Linked DNA regions of Homo sapiens: region 1 is linked to region 2. Evidence: chromatin contacts called from ENCODE Hi-C or POLR2A ChIA-PET data. All regions are on one chromosome and are shown on one strand. Each heading gives the region's core, a stretch centred on a gene start or an enhancer-like site at or near the end of the contact. The rest is flanking DNA. Distances are from core to core; before and after follow the strand shown.

Region 1 (3,060 bases), core at 409-2,908, 120 kb before region 2:
CTCAAATCTCCCTCCCCGGGAAATCTAGGCACAGGTCATACTGCTGGAAGGCTTGTCTGTCTCTCCCAGTCTCAGGGCCAGAGCTTCCAGGAGCAAAGAGTGGTCCGGGCCTTTCCTTCTCTTTCTCCCACTCTATCTTATCTCTCCTCCTGCTTTCTCCCAGAAGACAAGTATCAGGGATGGAAGAGGTGGCCACGTGCAGAGCATGACTAATCAGCAGCTGAGTGGCACACACACAGGGGATCTCGCCTGAGGCCTGGGCCAGCATGGGGAAGGCCCCTGCAGGCTGCTGGGCACGGGGATGGCTCAGGGTCCTGGGCTGGGCTGGGCTAGGCTTGGGGGAGCCCGGTGTGTTGGGCTGGAGCTGGCCTCTGCTGTCGCTGGACCACAGTCACCCATGGAGGGCAGGGGTTGGGAACCTGCAGGGACAGCATCTGCCCTCTGGCCGGTGGGGGGTTCTTAGTAGCAGGGCAAGGGGAAGGCAAAGGGGGCCAGGCCCAGGAGCAGGTGGGTCCTCCTCACAGGAGCAGGGCAGGATTCGAGGAGCTCTGGGCTCCCACCTCCGAGCTGGACTCTGAGCATGCTGGCTCCCTCCTTCTTTCCAGGGCAGCAGCAGCCCCACATTCAGGACAGAGCCATCTGTGTAAGCAGGGCTCAGAGACCCTCAGACAGACAGGGAAAAGGAGCAAAATGTATTGTCATCGTCCAGCCTGAAATCTCCAGTGGGACCCGTCAGTGGAGCACGTAGCAGACACCCTGTCCCTCCCGTGCCCCCCGGCCTGTAAGGGCAGCTGAGGCCGTCTTACCTGCTGAGGGAGACCCCGCACTCCCTGACTTCCCGGGCTGGGTGCTGGCACTGGTGAAGGGTTTCGGGCTGTGAGCCTCTTGCCTTCCACTCAGACTGGGCCAGACCCGACAGCACCATGAACCAGAGCCGCCCTGAGTAGGGGCTGACACTGCCAGGCCAGCCTCATCCTGCTCCCGGCCATACCAGGTCCCACGGGGCCAATGGACCATTTCAGTGGATGCAGGGAGCACAGAGCATGAGTCGCACCTGGTGGACGGGCAGGTGTAGCAGGCCCTCATGAGAGGAACACCATTGACTTTCCCACTGGGTGAGGAAGGGACAGCTCTGTACCATTTCCCTCTGCTCAAACCCACAGGAGCCAGCCAGGGCATGGACACTCCCATGAGGTCACCTTTGCTGGTCTGTTCCTTGCGGGGCTGCTGAGTTCTTGATAGAGGTAACAAGCAACCCTGGGGCTCCCGTGTGCAGGAGGAAGGTTGGGGACTGCCTGGTTGTGCTTCGGACCCGGAGGCAGACAGAGGAGGCCTTTGAACTTGGCCTGAGCTTGTTGGGTGAAGCCAAGGACAGAGGCTGGGGTCTGAGTGAGGGGAGATGGTCCCGTGAAGTCAGATTGGCACAGATTCCCCCATCAGAGTTGGGAGGCCCCAGAATGTTCAGGAACAGCATGTGGCAGGGGTCATAACTGAAGCCAGACCTGAGTTACAATCCATTTACTCACTGTGTGTCCTTGGCAAGTCCTGCAAGGGAGGCACACTATCGGACGTCCCCCGTGGGGCTGGCATGCAGATTGAATAGGATACATGGCTGCACTCACCCCAGCGCCTGGTGTGCAGCAGGCCCTGTGCCAGTGTCGGCTGACGTCACTGTGCTGTGGGTGTCATCAGAGCCTGCATGCCACAGTCAGTGCAGTGGCACAGGGCCTGCATGCCACAGTTAAGGAGATTGTAGGCCCTTGGGGAGACAGTGGCAGAATAAGGGAGTCGTTGCCAGACACTGGACCAAGGCCCTCACAGAACCCAAGGGAGGGCAGGGGCATCCCCTGCTCACCGATGGGGACTGTCACCCTTAGGGAAGTTGGGGACCTGCCTGAGCTCACACAGCTGGGAAACAGTGAAGCCTGGATTTGCCTTCTAACTTTTTATTTTCAAAAATATGCAACATACACTAAACTAGAACCGTTTAATGACCCCTGCACCACCGTACCCAATGCCCAGCTTCAAGAATTCTCTCACAATATGTCATTCTTGTTTCATCTGTCTTCTGCCCCCTCTCCGCCTCTTCCCCTTCACTCCTGTCTGCTTCCTTTCACTAGAGTGTTTTAAAGCAAATCCAGACATCAAATTTCATCAGTAAATATCTCACATGCATATGAAATGCAGAATGTATCTCTAACAAGTAAGGACTTTTTTTTTTTTTTTCTTGAGACGGAGTCTCAGTCTGTCGCCCAGGCTGGAGTGCAGTGGCGCGATCTCAGCTCACTGTAACCTCGTCTCCTGGGTTCAAGCCATTCTCCTGCCTCAGCCTCCTGAGTAGCTAGGATTACAGGCACATGCCACCATGCTTGGCCAATTTTTGTATTTTTAGTAGAGACGGGGTTTCGCCACGTTGGCCAGGATGGTCTTGATCTCCCAACCTCGTGATCCACCCGCCTCGGCCTCCCAAAGTGCTGGAATTACAGATGTGAGCCACTATGCCTGGCCATAAGTAAGGACTTTTAATAATATAATACATTAAACATTCAGCAAAATTAATAATTTCATTTTAAAATAGCCTTACAGGCCAGACGTGGTGGTTCAGCCTGTAATCCCAGCACTTTGAGAAGCCAAGGCTAGTGAATCACCTGAGGTCAGAAGTTTGAGACCAGCCTGGCCAACATGGTGAAACCCCTCTCTACTAAAAATACAAAAATTAACCAGGCATAGGGGCGCACACCTGTAATCGCAGCTACTCTGGAGGCTGAGGCAGGAGAATTGCTTGAATCCGGGAGGCAGAGGTTGTAGTGAGCTGAGACTGTGCCAGCCTGGGTGACAGAGCGAGACTCCATCTCAAAAAATAAAATAAAATAAAATAAAATAAAATAAAATAAAATAGCCTTATAGAGGAATAACCAACTTACAACAAAGTGCACCTATATGAAGCATACAATTTGAGTTGCCTTTTTTAGAGATGGGGTCTTGCTCTGTCGCCCAGGCTGGAGTGCATTCGTGCTGCAGCATTGAACTCCTGGGCTCAAGTGATCCTCCCACCTCAGC
Region 2 (2,862 bases), core at 4-2,503:
TGTTTCAAGCCACTGCATTTTGGGATACAATAAATAATTGGAGCTGTATATTGAGCCAGGCTTGTCTAACTCCAAGATCTGCCACCATGAAAAGACTGACTCCTAGAAGATGAGAGACTTGGTTTGACAGCAAGGGAGATGCTCCAAAAAGAAGTTTCGCACAGCCTCATCTTTTGAAAATGAGAAAAGAAAGTCACTCTGCGAGCTCAGGACAATGCTGGAACCTCTATGGCCTGTCTTGGGCTGGCCCAGCACTCCTCGACCCTCTGGACTTGCACACCTGAGCCTTCCTGCACCTGGGGAGTAGGCATGATGCATCTGACAGCGCCACGCCACCCTACCCAAGGCCCGCTTCCTCTCCCCAAGAGGCCTTCTCAGCAACTTAGAGCAGCCTGCGGAACACATTGCAGTAAAGGTCCATGGGCTTCCTGCCTATCAAAAAATACAGCTTTCTGACCAAGGCTTATTATGCGATCTTCCCGGGAGACGTCATTAGTAGCGTGAATGGCTCTTGCCTTGCCGGAAGTGAAGGTGAGGCAGTGACAAGGTCATGTCCAGAGTGAGTAATTATTGACTTTTTGTCCTTGTTCCTTCATGTCCAAATTACATCTATAGTTTGTAATGCTTTTGGTTTATATTCAAAGAAAATGCAAACGCAGAACACAACAGGAAGGGCGCCATGACTCAGATTGCTGTGCCCCTTCCTGTCTGCCCAGCAGCCTGGATGCTGTGGAGCCTTTGTGCAGAGCCCAGAGCTTTTGTCTGAACCATGCGGTGGCAGAGCCACACTGTGACTTCGTGTGTTTGTGCTCTCTGTGTTTGCCAAGCACTTGTGTGTTCTCTCTCTCCACCACCTCACAGTGACTCAGCACTGTCCTTATTTTAACTATAGCTGCTTTCAAACCACTGACATCTGCAAAGCCATAGTGGACAAGGTTTCCCACTCCCATCTCCCCACAGAGCCACAGCCAATCCAGCAGGCCTACCTGCAGTGAGTCCAGACTGCAGGTGTGTTCAGTTTGTTCTGCAAGGTATTTTTAAAAAGGGGGGGTCAAATTACCAACCAGAATTTCACCTAAAAGCAGTGGCAGATGCTGATGTTTACCAAGCTGATGTTTTCCCTGCTTCTTTAATTACAAATCCTGATTTTTAGACAGCGCAGCAATGTGCCCAACTAAAAGACTACATTTCCCAGCCTCCCTTGTGGCAAAGTGAGACCATGTGACTCAGTTTTGGCCAATGAGATGAAAGAAGAAGGTGGCGCAAGGGTTAGGGGGTGGCTTTCATTCTTTCCTCCTTTCTTCTTCCTGCTGCCTGGATAAAAACAAGTGGCCATTTTGAACTCTGAATTGGCCTTGACAGTGGAAGCCACTGGCTGAGAATGGCACAGGAGAGAGAAGAACCTAAGTCCCTGTAGACTCTAAGAAGCCACAAAACCAGCCCTGAACTACCTACCTCCTGACTTCTCCATAAGTAAAAATGCACTTCTTTCTTACTTAAGCCACTGTAATGGTGAAGTTACTGTTATAGGTAGCTAACCTAATCCTGAAACACTGCTTCTCTTGAAAACTCAAAATATCTAGTGATCTGAGCATATGCTCTTTTCTTCTTTATAACAGCTTTATTGACATATAATTCACAGTCCATACAATTCACTGATTTAAAGTGTACCATTGGCCAGGTGCAGTGGCTCAAACCTGTAATCCCAGCACTTTGGGAGGCTGAGGCACAAGGAACACTTGAGTTCAGGAGTTCAAGACCAGCCTGTGCAACATAAGGAGACTCCATCTCTACAAATAACTTAAAAATTAGCTGAGTATAGTGGTGCATGCCCGTGATCCCAGCTGCTTGGGAGGCTGAAGTGGAAGGATCACCTGAGCTAAGAGTTTGAGGCTGCAGTGGGCCATGATCATGCTACTGCACTCCAGCCTGGGTGATAAAGGGGAGACCCTGCCTCAAAAAAATAATAATGATAAATGAAACAAAAATAAGGTGTACCATTCAATGGTTTCTAGTATATTCACTCCTATCCCCACTATATATAGCACCGCTGTCTACTTTCAGAATATTTTCATCAACTCCAGAAAGAAACACTATACCCATGAACTGTCACTCACCAATCCCCCCTAACCACACTCTCACCAGCCCCTGGCAAACACTAATCTACTTTCTGTCTCTATGAATTTGTTTATTCTGGACATTTCATATAAATGGAATCATGCAACGTGTGGTCTTTTGTGCCTGGCTTCTTTCACTTAGCTTCATATTTTCAAGTTTCATCCATGTTGTGTCATGTTTCATGATCCAAGAAGTCTTAAGACTGGGAACAACCCCTACCACAGAGTGCTTTAATGCTGTCTCATTTTGATCCACAGAAGAAAACAGTGAAATGGAGAAAGTACGCACTGTCTTCTCTACTTTACAAAGGAGAAACAGGCTATGCTCAATCGAGTAATTTGCCTAAAGTATCCAGTGCACCCTCCATTCAACAGCCTCCCACCATTCTGCCTCTGAAATGTCTGCTGCACAAAATAATTGGAGATTCACATTTTGTCAAAATCCTCAAGGTCTAGAAAGTTCTAGATCAACAATAAAGTGGTAGATGAGGAGACTTAATCCTTTCCTATGGCCTGTCCCCTCCACAGTCTGCAGGACCTGGAGACAGAAGAGCGGAGGGAGAAGCAGAGCCCGACACACAGACCCCGTGGGGACGCCTGGGTTCTGGTTCACACTGGGCTGTTTGGGAGCTGAGCCAAAAATCCGAGCCAAAATCTCTGTTTTGTTTTGTAGTGCATGGTGGGGAAATGAAAATTTTGGTTCCATCTGAGGTTTGCAAATCAGCATGCATTGTTTTGGGGCATT

Evidence for each region. Hi-C counts contacts between places; a loop is a spot of excess contacts on that map. ChIA-PET counts read pairs that join two places held with the same protein, here RNA polymerase II (POLR2A). Pooled maps may share reads with other maps.
Region 1: a pooled map shows a loop between it and region 2 (2.0-fold over the local background). The contact joins two enhancer-like sites. A Hi-C loop is called at or near these places in 1 of 50 pooled maps. POLR2A ChIA-PET finds 5 or more read pairs at or near these places in 2 of 52 experiments (AG04449 and AG04450).

The regions. Positions count from the first base shown.
Region 1 is chr17:17,534,734-17,537,793 of GRCh38, reverse strand. The region is part of intron 2 of PEMT (phosphatidylethanolamine N-methyltransferase); the gene reads left to right. Among named protein-coding and RNA genes, the nearest start is that of RASD1, 40 kb to the right of the region's middle. RefSeq lists an enhancer at 1-1,922. Within about 2 kb of position 1,658, at least 14 of the 41 ENCODE cell types and tissues checked have a DNase peak (open chromatin) inside an H3K27ac peak, as active enhancers do.
Region 2 is chr17:17,414,627-17,417,488 of GRCh38, reverse strand. No RefSeq gene overlaps it. Among named protein-coding and RNA genes, the nearest start is that of MED9, 61 kb to the left of the region's middle. RefSeq lists a cis regulatory region at 861-871 and an enhancer at 794-938. Within about 2 kb of position 1,253, at least 17 of the 41 ENCODE cell types and tissues checked have a DNase peak (open chromatin) inside an H3K27ac peak, as active enhancers do.